Linked DNA regions of Mus musculus: region 1 is linked to region 2. Evidence: chromatin contacts called from ENCODE Hi-C or POLR2A ChIA-PET data. All regions are on one chromosome and are shown on one strand. Each heading gives the region's core, a stretch centred on a gene start or an enhancer-like site at or near the end of the contact. The rest is flanking DNA. Distances are from core to core; before and after follow the strand shown.

Evidence for each region. Hi-C counts contacts between places; a loop is a spot of excess contacts on that map. ChIA-PET counts read pairs that join two places held with the same protein, here RNA polymerase II (POLR2A).
Region 1: a map of mouse trophoblast stem cell shows a loop between it and region 2 (2.6-fold over the local background). The contact joins the enhancer-like site here to the promoter of Pax2 in region 2. A Hi-C loop is called at or near these places in 14 of 37 maps with a recorded cell type or tissue (ES-E14, Patski, adrenal gland and 5 more). POLR2A ChIA-PET finds 5 or more read pairs at or near these places in 2 of 5 experiments (Patski and embryonic stem cell).

Annotation. Positions count from the first base shown.
Region 1 is chr19:44,897,387-44,903,632 of GRCm38, forward strand. No RefSeq gene overlaps it. Among named protein-coding and RNA genes, the nearest start is that of Slf2, 31 kb to the right of the region's middle. Within about 2 kb of position 3,110, at least 1 of the 3 ENCODE cell types and tissues checked has a DNase peak (open chromatin) inside an H3K27ac peak, as active enhancers do; it is heart, where a contact is called at or near this core.
Region 2 is chr19:44,753,594-44,759,700 of GRCm38, forward strand. It overlaps Pax2 (paired box 2), which reads left to right and starts at 3,313. Exons shown (of 10, transcript NM_001368747.1): 1 at 3,313-3,843. The coding sequence starts at 3,801. RefSeq lists promoters at 1-3,775, 1-3,775, 2,501-3,775 and enhancers at 1-638, 1-339.

The sequences.
Region 1 (6,246 bases), core at 1,860-4,359, 140 kb after region 2:
TGCACAGCCTCACACAGAACTCCACAATGTCAGGTGGGAGACTTGTAAGGTCTTTGTCCCCCATTCTTTTCTGCCTCAAATACAGAACCAAGGTCAGACCTGAAGTGACTTGGCCAAGGTCCCATAGTCAGTGGCAGAGCTAGAAGGGGGACCCAAGGTAACCAGCCTTTGACTCCTGGTTCTTTACAAAACTCTGCTATCTTCTACATCCCGCTTATGTCAAAGAGTATGGTGTCCTTCGCCAAGTCGCTGCAGCCACCACAGCCCCCAGGCTGACCTTCCCTCCCACCAAGGAGGACAAGCTTGTTCTCTCTAGAGCAAGATTGGTCTCTTTCCCCAAGGCCAATGCACTGGCGCTCCCCCAGGGCCTGGAAGAGGGAATACACGTTGGGAGAAGCATTTGAACTTTCTCTTCTACTCCAGGGAGATAGCAGAGGCTGACCATTCTTTATCTATTTGGAGGACAAGGAGTGAAGGGGAGGCAGAGCATCTCAAGGACTTGCTGTATCTTCAGAGAGTCCCAGTAATGTTGTCCCTTGATCGCTGTGAATGTGTTTATACCAAAAACACTTCAAATAACCTTTACTCTGTGTCAGTATTCTTCTAAGCATATTACGGATTCATTTGCTAATTATATTTTATGTAAATGTAAGCTGGGCATGGTGGCACATGTCTGTAATACTATCATATAGGAGGCAGAGGCAGGAGTGTCAGGAGTTCAAGGTATGCCTTAAACTACCTAGGAAGTCCCAGGCCAACCCTGGCCCCATGGCAGAAATAACTAGTATGTGTGCATCAAACCATTCTGTCCCCTGGAACTCAGTGTGTGTGGGCCTGTGAAGGGGGCTGGGGACAGAGGACAATGACAGGCCTCCTATTCTATCACTCTCTAACTTACTCCCTGAGACAGGATCTCTCTCTCTCACTGAGACTAACTGCTGGGCTGGGGGCCAGAAAGCCCCAGTGAGGGCCTGGAGAGCTACCTCAGGAGAGGAGAGTGCTTTCTACTTTTGCAGGGTTCAATTTGCAGCACCCACAAATGTAGTTCAATTTCAGGGGCTCTGATGCCTCTGGGTTGGATGTCTTCACCTGCTTCAGAGTCTTCAGCTGCTCTCCGCAGGCAGGAACATGGTGCATGGTCATCCTCGCAGGCAATCGCTCACACAAGCACACCTCCGCAATCTTCCTGTTTCTTCCCCATACACATACCTGGGGTGCTGGGGTTGCATCGGTGCTATGGGTGGCTTTTTTCCTGTGGGTTCTGCATATTTGAAACCATCAGTCTCCCCAACCCAATCTGGCCCCCTCTTTTAACCTTAGATTCTCTTTGCCTCTTGTTCTTGTGCCTGGAATACATTTGCATCTCTTCCGTGGGTGTTTATTGTCAGTTTGCTTCCTAGACTAAAATATTGACCCTGCAGAGATGGGGTGAGGGAAATTCCCTCTGCCTCCACGTTAGCCTGATGGATAAGAGCCAGAGGGTTTGGCTTTCAGTTCCTGCTCAACCAGATCCTAGCTGTGAGGCCTGGGGCAAGCTGTTTACACTCTGACTCAGTGGGACTAATAACAGTATCTACTTCAGAAGAGTACGAGGCTTTAGTAACTTAATCAAATGATATAGAATTACTTTATAAATTAATATTTAATCTCAATCCTCCTGTCTCAGCCTCCCTACTGATCAGATTTCACAAGAGTGCTCCCCCTCCCCCATGCCTTTGTGAAATTTTTAGACCTCACATGAAAGAATGGGGGGGAGGGGGCTTGAGGCTCCTGGCTGATGACAGCATGAGCTATCCAAGAGGGGGGGTGGGCGCTGAAAGCTGTTGCTCTAACAGGCAAGTAAGAATGTCTCAGGTAATAGCCCTCTCAAGAATGTGTGACATCCTGGGGCTGGAGTGTGAACCTCGACCTCTCTTAGGGCCAGATAAGGCAGATAACTTGTGTTCTGTGGATTTCCTCTCTCGATGCAAAGTGCCCCAGAGAAAGACTGAAGTTCAGAGTTCGTTTTCTGTCCTGCTAAGCCTCCAAAGGCCTGGTGGGAAAATATCTACATAGCAGGCTTTGGAAAGGCACATTCCCACGGCCTGGGAATCTTCTCTTTACAGCCAGTACAAGGACTGGGGGCTTCCTGTGATAGGGAGGAAGATTCTAAACATTCCAAAGAGATATGATGTCCTTTGAGTCAGCACAACTCTTGTTTACCACAATCTGGGTCACCCCTGCCCTTGGCTTCTTTGAAGAGCATGTTTCTGCTTGAGATAGGCAGCCCGGACCACAGATAGCTCCCATACCATCCCTATTTAGAGGCTTTCTGCCGGGCTCTGGGAGCTAGGGGTGAGGGGTGTGGTGCCAAGAACCCACGGCCCCCTGGCTCCCTCCCACACAGCAGCCCGCACTGACATCTCTGAGGCCTTTGATTAAAGAGACAAGTGACTTTGCCCATTCTATTGATCAGAATAAATTACTAGGAACTAATTTATGGGCCTCCCCACGGCCGATGACATGGTGGATTGTGCGCTATTGGTCAGTAAATTGGATTGTCAGGCTAGATTATTGGTTCGTATACAGTTATCTCTCATAGCAATATCAGGCAGCTCAGGTAGAGGAGTGAAATCCTTTCTCTGCTGCCAGCCTGCCAGGATGTCAGGCAGGAGGCCTTCTCCTTGGCTGCTGGGGAAGGGCGGGGAGGGGAGAGGAGGAGAGGGGAGGAGAGTTGAGCGAGGCCTCTGTGCAGGATGCTTATTAATTAGTGCAGCATCACAGCATTAAAAGAACATTAGTGTGGAATCGTCTGCAGAGTGATGGGGAAATGACATTGTGGGCCTCCTCCTGATTCTCCAGCTATGGCTCTGTTGGGTAGAAGCAGGGAGGGGGTTGATGAGCAGACAGGGGGATGGGAAAGATAAAGGGTGAGGGGCAAAAAGGGCCACGGGGAGGGGAAGGGAGAGGAAAGGCCATATTTGCTGGGAGTTGCAAGCAGAGCGGATCTGCTAAGTGCCAGCGTCGCTGAGCCACGCTGGGGAAATGGAGCTGCCGTTCTGCTCAGTACATCACAGCCAACGATGAAAAGTTCTGGAGCTGGGATTTCTCAGGCAATTTGGCCAGTGATGCATGGGGCAGTAGATCCTCGCGCACTCTTCCGTGCTTCTGCCAAGCCAGCAATAACAAAAACTTATTTTTTGCCAGGGAAACGGATATGAGTCAGGCAGGCCCATCAGGAGTAAGGGGGGCTTTACCACGCCACTGCGATTTGTACCGCTCCACTGTTTCCCCGAGCTCTAAAGACCTGCCAGGAGGAGACAAAGGCGAGACAATTTCGAGTTCATAGTCCTGTGTCCTCGAAGCATAACAGCGTGCCATAGATGGGGACATTCTGGGCCTGTGGGTTGCAAAGTCAGCGGTCTTTCCTTCGAGCCCACTGAGGAGGGGGGAAGTGGGGTGAGGGGGGTGAGCTGGGGTGCAGCTACAGATTCCCGGAAAAGGTTCACCCCCAACTCCAACCTCCCAAAAGCATGGCAGAAGGAGCCCAGAGTGCAAGAAGGGACCGGAAGAGGATGACAAGCAGGAAGGAATTTGGAGTATCAATCTAGCCATGATTAATGAAAGCATTACTATTTCCAGTTAAGACCATCTGTGCCCTCTCATCATCACGGACTGCCAGGGTCTTTCCCACCCACCCAGACCCTGAGCTATCCAGTCCCTGAAGGGTGGGATTGGAAACCCCACTTAGCTCCCTCCCTCCCTCCCTCCCTCTCCTTCTCCCTCCCTTTCCCCCTCCCCTCCTCTCTTCATGAGCCCTGAGGAGGCCTGTACCTCCTCTGAGGCATGATCAGGAACACAAGCAACCTGTTCCCTGAGCTTCAGGCCCCAGGGCAAACAGTCCTGACTTTAGCTATCACTCATTGGACACTGCCAGTGACCCAGTAAGTAAACTCCCCGTGGGGCAGAGACCCAGGGTTCCCAGCTTGCTTGAGCTACCCCCCACACACACACCCGCCCCCCAAAAATGCCCGGAGGAGGTCTCATTAGTAGCTACAAAGACATCAATATATTTCCTCTTCTTGGTGCTGTTCAGCATGCTGATTTGAGAGAAGAGACTCACACCTTGAACTGAAAATATTCTACACATTCCAAAAGGTACAGGCTTCAAAGGTGAAAACCCCTGGCTAAGCCTCTGGGTGTCTTTTATGCCTACCCCCATCACTCTGCTCTCTGGAAGTTAAACTGTGGTGCCTGAAGAGATGGCACACTGGGTAACCGCTCCCGCTGCCAAGCCCGATGACCTGAGTTTGCTCCCCAGGACCCACACAGTAGAAGAGGTCCAACTCCCACAAGCTATTCTCTGACTTCTACACCTGCACTGTGTACCTCCTCAAGACACACAGAGAGAGAGAGAGATGTATATATGTGTGTGTGTGTGTGTGTGTGTGTGTGTGTGTGTGTGTGTGTGTACATGAGTGAGTGTACACACGTACACATTAAAAACTAAATAGATGTCATTTTTATTTAAATTAAATTGTGGCCCTTGGCTATTTCCATACGAGTTCCTACCCTAACTTAATTGTTCTCCCATTCTACTCTCTGGGGACAAACATGAAGCCAAAGAGGAGAGGCCCTCTATGTCAGAAGAAACAGGACTAGATCCAGCCTGGGACAGTGCCACATCCTCTCTTCTGGCTCTGCTAGGTCTCAGCTTTCATTACAGCAATCCTATGGAAATGAGTCTACCCAGACCCAGAGCACCCCGGCCTCCAAGATGGAAGACTTTGCAAAGCTTCGGGAAAGAAAAGTAGGCCCACTGGCCGCTCTATAAATTAGAGACTCATTAAGAAGAGGCAGGAAGGGCTTTGGAGGCCTGAGCCTTTCGATTTCTTGTTGGGATGGTTTATTGCTATTGTTTCTATTTCATACGTTTATTGCAAAACCAATAAAAATTATCTATTAAGAGCAGGAAACTCATCTTTTGACTTCTTGGTGGAGGTTTCTACAGAATAAACTTTAACTGGTCCAGCATAGCTGCGGGAGAGGAGCAAGCCCTATGGAGTCACGCCCTACTGGAGGCCAGCCAGGCACAGAGCAGGAGTGTCCAGACCAGGGTGAGGGAGGGGACAGACTGGGGAGGCCACACAGTCAGGACTCTTCTACAGAGTCCCTGTCAGCTGGCTGTGTATTTCCATCTGTTGCTTAGTGCCTGCAACCGTGCTGCTTCCCAGCTTCTACTCTGGAGAGACCTCACTTGGAAGGAGACAGCCAAACGCTTGATTTATGGAGCTATTCTTGAAATGAATGTTTATAGAGATGTTTCCAAACAGATGAATAAGATGTCCAAGATCCCAGGAGAAAGGTCTTGTCCAAGTGAAAGAGCAGAGAGCTAACATTTGTGGTATCCTGTTCTGCCATGCTAGGCTCTATGCTACCACCCTTTTTGTTTGGTTTAGTTTTGCACCCCTTTATTAAAATTTTTATTTATGATTGGTGTGGAGTGTGTGTTGGCATGCATATATGGAGGTCACAAGACAATTCTGAAGGGATGGTTCTCTTCTTCCACCTTTTTGTGGGTCCCAGGTATCAAACTTGGTTCTCTAGGCTTGTGAGTATCTTTGCCTGCTGGGTTATCTTGCTGGTCTCTGTACCCCACTTTTTAAGAAAAAAGTATATTTTCTTGGGCTAGGGATGTAGCTCAGTTGGTAGAGAGCTTACATAATATTCATATAGCCTGAGTTTGATCCCCAGGACTACATAAACCATATATGGTGGGGTGGCCTGAATCCTAGCACTTGGGATTCCCAGCACTTCCCAGCAGGAAGACCAGAAGTTCAAGGTCTTTCTTGGCTACGTAGGGAATTTGAGGACAGCCTTGGATATAGGAGACCTTGTCTCAAAATAGAAGTAAGACTTTTTTTTTTAAGTGTATATTCTCTCCATTTTATTAAAAGGGACACTGAAGATGGCAATGTAAGAGATATAACCAGGAACAGAAGACAACATAATTCCCAGCCTGGGAACACTGGTCCTAGAAGTAGTTGCCACCTCTCTGTTGAAGGAAGGATAGGAGATAGGTATTCTCCCTGTGGGCCTCTAGGATGACCCGGAAAAGATTCACAGTCGATTGAGGGGAAGACCACCCAACCATGACTCAAGTTTGAGCCGGCCTGCAGAGTGCCCAACACCCCTAAATCTAGTGTGAAGAACTACAGGGGCCTTCAATAACTGCTCTGTCAGGTCTCAGGATGGTGACTAATGGGC
Region 2 (6,107 bases), core at 2,063-4,562:
TGGGCAGATCAGATGCACAGAGGCGACTAATGAAGCAAATCCCGAGATGGGTATCAGAGCAACTCCCCAAAAGTTTATTTGCCTTTAAATTTCCGCAGGGAGGCGGGCTCCTTGTTTGAAGTGTAAATGCCCCTAGGTTGTGGGGGGGTGTTGAAGGGCTGCTTTGAAAACACTAGAGAGAAAAGGTTCATTTAGAGTCAGATGAGGGAAAAGCAACCAAGCCTGACAGGTCGAGCCCTGGCTGTGTTTGGGGTTGGGTTGTTGTCTTTCTTTTTCTTTCCTCCCTTTCCTCTTCTTTCTTCTTTTCTTTTTCTACTCTTTCCCCTTCTGTTAGGGCCCATAGAAGAAGAAAAAGAACAGGAAAGGGGGAGTCAGAAGGAGAGGCCATCGAGAAGGGACATCTGCAAATCAGCCCTTCCTTCTAAAGTCCAAAGAGAGGGCTGTGCAGAGGCTAACGGGCTTCCAAAGCAGCAGGGTAGATCGCCTTTTGATTATCTAGACCCAGAAACCAGCTGGAAAACTAACAGGGAAACTGGAGGTGTGTGTGTGTGTGTGTGTGTGTGTGTGTGTGTGTGTGTGTGTGTGTGTATGTGTGTGTGTGTGCGCGCGCGCGTCCCAGGAGTCCTGGGAAGGCATGCCTGAGTTTTCTGGAGCTACATAGAAATTAGACTATCACTAGCCCTCATTCCTAAGAGGATGTATGTGGCAGATACTTGCGTAAGTGCAACTTCAAAAGTGTTTTACGAATTGAATTGTTAGTTCTCTTTACAAAATGTAAAGTTCGACCCCACTCCCATTCTTATGGGGAAATATCCATTGTCTATGTTCACATTTCATAGGACGTGAAACATGAAACTATATTTCAGTTCTAGAGGACTCTGGATCTCTGTTGGAGTGAGGAACTCCGCTGATTTTTGTTTCCTCAACAGACATACCAAGACTTAACTTAAGCACACCCAACAAGAGTTCCTTTATGAACTCTTCTGAATGCTCCCCACCTCAAATTCTGGACTGATTGCTTCTTCAAAGGAAGATAAGGCTACTGCGGTTACTACCACCTTAGAGCTTCTGGCTCCCCAGTATGGGAGCTGACCCTTTTAGGCTGAAATAACTCTGTTTCCACACACACACACACACACACACACACACACACACACACACACACACACACACACACACACTTCTTTTCTGTTCCCTATGAGAAGTTAGTGCGTGTTGCTGAGGTTGTGAGGTTGTGAGATTTGGCCAAAGCAAACCCGGGAGCGCCATCTACAGGCCTTGAGAGGAAGGCATTGGTTTTCCTGGCAGGACCCCTGAACCTCCTACTCTTCCTGCCCACGGGAACCTAGTCCTCAGACCAAAGGAAGTGGGGGACAGGGTGGTGGTGGGCAGATGGAAAGGTGGTTTATTTTTATTTTTATTTTTTAGTTTCTTACTTTCCAGCAGTTACTCTGCAATTGGATTAATCTAGCCGGAAATTTCCAGGAGACCGGGCAAAGGCCCAGATCCCAACCGACCCAGCTCCCCTTGGAATGGAAAGCTCAGAATCCGGTGTAGCTGAGCCTGGCCTGAAACTCACCCAGAATGTGGGCGGTTCTAAATGCCCGGTAGGAGTCAGTCTGAGACGGGCTGAGAGTCTAGTGGGTGCTTCCCCCAACCCCATCTACTGCCGAGGCTTTTTGGCTATAGGGACAGGGGCACTGTCTACACTCATTGCCCTTCCTCTGGGCTTCAGGAGCTGCAGACAACACCAAGGAGTCTTGGGTCCGCCGGGCAAGAAAGCTGTGTTTCTCAGCTTGAGCTTCCTGGAGCCGCCCTTTTTCAGACCCAGGGAAGCCTGGGAGGAGGGAGCGAAAAAGGGGGGGGGGGTGAGTTAAAACATCAGCTGAAGTGCCAAGATGATTTATGAGACTAGGGAAAATATTTCATAAAGATCTCCTGGATATTCTGTACTTAACCAGTTAGGAGACAAAGGGCTTCTCTCGCTTAGTGCGTGCGAGAAGACCCCAGCGAACAAGGGAGCGAGTGCGGGCCAGGCTGCAGAGACTGGGCCAGCGGCTCTGGTAGGAGCCGGGCCAGGCCGGCGTGCTGCGCCAGCTGCGCTCGCTCGGGATCTGCAGAGCTGGCGGCGGGCGGCGCTCAGTCGCGTTCATAGCCTCCTCTTCTCCCCAGCCGGGGAAAGAGAACGCCTTGGTCCCGCCTTGGGCTTCTGCATCCTCTGTCACTGCCGCGGACAAGCCGCTGCGCACCGTCTCCCGGCACAGTCCCTTCCCTAGCTACCCGAGGGTCCAGGTGCCAAGTTCCCTGGCTCTCCTACCATCCGTTGGGTCCCACCAAGGCAGGTGGGTTCTAGCCAGAGGCCTCTAGCTTGATTCCAAACCAGGCGTCTGGACTGCCCAGACTCCGGGGAGGGGGTGCGCGCCACCGCGTGTGGGACGGGAGGGGACAAACTGCTGGGCACTTTGCCCCGGAATGAGAATCATGCGTGCGTGGATGGGAAGGTACCACAGGAGGAAAAGGCGAAAGGGAAGGACCAGAGGGAAAGGGAGAGAGGAAGGAAGACACAGGGAGAAACGGAAAGGAACTCAGCGCAAGGGTAGCCGAGTTAGGACAGGGGCTGCGGACTCGCGGGCGTCTGGGATTTGCGGGCATTGGCCGGTGGATGGCAGGGCTGGGCGAGTTAGGACTGAGAGCCTGGCTTCGGAGTGCCGCGCGCTCGGAGGCCCTCTGTGGTTGCCTGAATATTCATTAGGCTGGCCGCTCTTTATCCTTATCTAACGTTTATCTTCTCGGCGAGTTTCGTTTCTCAGTGTAGTTTTAATCCGGGGCTCCCATTCCTCCTCCCCCTGGCCCGCTCCTCACCCTCCCTCTTCCTTCACCCGCTGCTCCCTCCCGTTTCCCCCCCCTCCCGGGCCCTCCCCTCGCCAGCACCGGAGTGACAGGCGCGGGGCCCTCCTTGCCGAAGCTCGGGGCTCCGGCGCTGGCGAATCACAGAGTGGTGGAATCTATTGCCTTTGTCTGACAAGTCATCCATCTCCCGGCGCGGGGAGGAGGAGGGGGTCTGGAGGGGGCTTTGCAGCTTTTAGAGAGACACACACCGGGAGCCCAGGCTCCAGTCTCCGGCCGAGTCTTCTTGCAGCCGCAACCCACCTGGGGCCAGCCCAGCGCTGCGGGCGCCGCTCGGCTCCTAGGCTGCCTCCCTCCCTCCTGGCCCTTCGGTCGCCGCGGCGTGCGCCTGCCTTTTCCGGGGGCGGGGGCCGGCTCGCACGCTCCCCTCCCGCGGGCGCCCGCTTGGACATCCCGGGGATTGCTACTTCTCTGCCAACTTCGCCAACTCGCCGGCACTTGGAGCGGCCCGGCTCCCCTCCTGGCGCCCTCGGGCCGCCCCCGCCCTGAGCTCTCTTGGTTCAGAGCCTCTCGGACAACCGGGTTCCAGGGGAGCTGAGTGAGCCGTCTTCCCTACCCGGCCTCAGCTCTGGCCGCAGCTGGCGCGCGAGCCATGCGCCCCAAGTGCCCCTTGGTCCAGCCAGTCGCCCCGGGGCTGCGTTGCTGACTGCCCAGCCGCGTGCCCCAACGGTGGCAAGTTGCAGCCTCTGCGGTCGCAAACCCCAGCGGGCCCGGAGGAGTCCCGGCGTGGAGCGCGGCGCGGCGTCCCCCGCCCTCGCTTGCCCCCCAGCAGTCGGGCGCCCGCTCACTCTCCCTCCCCCACCGTCCCTTCCTTTTCTCCTCAAGTCCTGAAGTTGAGTTTGAGAGGCGACACGGCGGCGGCGGCCGCGTTGCTCCCGCTCCTCTGCCTCCCGATGGATATGCACTGCAAAGCAGACCCCTTCTCCGCGATGCACCGTGAGTACCGGCGCCCGGCTCCTGTCTCGGTTCCAACCCCATGTAGCCCCAGCGCGGTCCGGCCCCCTGCGCTCAGGTCTCACCCTAGAGGCCACACTGGCCTTTCCCTGCTCCCTCCTTTCGTCCTTTCTCTTACCTAGTGTTTCTCACGCCTTCAGCCACCGTTCTGCTTTTTGCCACGCCATACTCACGGTTCTGCCTGCCTTTCTACCTTCACTAGTGTCTCACCTCCCTCGGCTCCTTCCACCTGCTCCTCCTTACCTCTCGGGATCCATAACCCTGGGCCCAGGTTCCAGCCACCCACCCCCTAGTCAGTCTTTGCCCTGGACTAAAGGACTAATTGGCAGTAGTTTTCAGGCTGTTCTCTCTCTCTCTCTCTCTCTCTCTCTCTCTCTCTCTCTCTCTCTCTCTCTCTCTCTCTCTCTCCTCCCTCATCTTTACCTTCCTCAAACTTAGAGTTGTGGGTAATCGTGAGGAGGCTCCTAGTTTGGGCAGCCTTGGTGTCAGGACAATTATGCCTAAGATCCTGGGGGTGTGACCCCCTTCTGAGCCTAAGCTCTCGGCGCCTCTTGTTCCCTTCGGCTTAGTTAAGGCTTCCTGGGGGGCTGCTTTGCTACGTCCCACCCTTTCTCCCACCCTCACCTCTTCCCCCCCCCCTTCCCTTCCCTTTTAGCTAGGAACAGGAGAGTGGCCGGTCACTTTTTTTTTTTTTTTTAACTTTGCCTAGGGAAGTGATCATTCTAAAAAAAAAACAATGAAGGATTTTGAGAAGAAATCAAAGTCAGGGAGAGAGGTAGAGCCATCCAGGCCAGCACCTGGATGCTGTACACTCGAGAGACTTCCTTGCCTGTCTCCACTCACTGTTGAGGACCATTCAGCCAGCGCCCTGGCCAGGGGGTCAGCAAGAATGGATATAATCAGAGGGAAAGAACAAAAGAAAGACAAATGCCAAGGCTGAGGAGAAAGGAAGGAGAAATCAAACCAAGAGGGGGGAAAATCAAGGAAAGAAAATTAAAAGGATGTTGGGGAAGAGAAATAAGAAAATAGGAATAGAGGAAATATCATAATGATATTTGAATGCATCTAATTCATAACGGCTCTTTAGCTCCGAAAACTATTTGTCAGGTATCTCCCCTTGCTTAAAAAGATAAATAATATTCTAAGTAGAAAAGCCCTCCCCATCTATAGATTAATAATTAAGGATAATTTGTAACTTTCCACAAGGTAACTTTTAGACCTAGCCTGATTTGTGCTTTAAAACGCGATCCAAGAGGGAGCCGTGTTTTGTTTGTTTCCTAAGCACATATTGAGCTTCACGGGACTATAAAAAAAAAAAAACACCTGCAATAAAATATAGTTCCCTAAATAATTTCTAGGTAAAGGAAACCCAAACGCGAGACTTCGGGTCGCTGCGAATCTCTCAGCCGGCCGGGAAGCCTTGCTCTTTTTCGGAGGGAATGAAGCAGGTTCATCCAGGCGGCCGGTCTCTGCCTCAGCCCTGCTGCCTCTGCAGCACTCGGGGGTTTTTGAGGATTGCTTCCTGGACCCATCAATCGGGGCCAGTGACGGGGAACCTCTTCGAAACCCAAAGGGGAGAAAAGCGAGCAGAAGGTGGTCGAAGGAAGGGAGAGAGGCTCTGCACGGGCCGGCGAGACGAGCAGCTACAGCCCGGGTTTGCGCCAGCGGCAGTTGCGCATTCTAGGCCCGGTTCCGCACAGATCCTCCGCAGCCCATCCGCCCTGAACTCCAGCGGTGCCCGGTTGCAATCCCCACCCCATAGATTAGGGCAGAGGGGCCGGGCCCGGAGCCCGGTGAGGCTGAATTATTCATCTTTAATCTGCCCGCAGCTGCCGCCTTTTCATACCGGTAACGCGAGTTCTCCCGGGGCCTAAATTATTGATGGTCCGGGTTTGTAGGGAGCAGAGGGGTGGGGGAGTGGGACCAAAGATGGGGAGACCATAGGGATGGGGGTTGTAAGATAAGAGGTTCTGGCCTCCCGGAACCACTGGATTAGAGGCCTCTGTCCAGGGGTTTCTTCTCCCAAGCTTGTTTTTTATCTCCCTATAAAAAGATGGGAGAGATTTAAAGAGGGCACGAGATGCGCCCGCTTTCTTCGAAACTCGCTGGAGGCCACGGAGCAGTGGCTGCAGGTTGTAGACCTTGTCTGGCCTGACTCTGCCGCTAGAAGCCTCTGCGGCTGGGTTGCTGAGTAATTGCGGCTGCAGGTTAATCGCTCTAGGTGCAGGATTTCTGGGCTGCTTTAG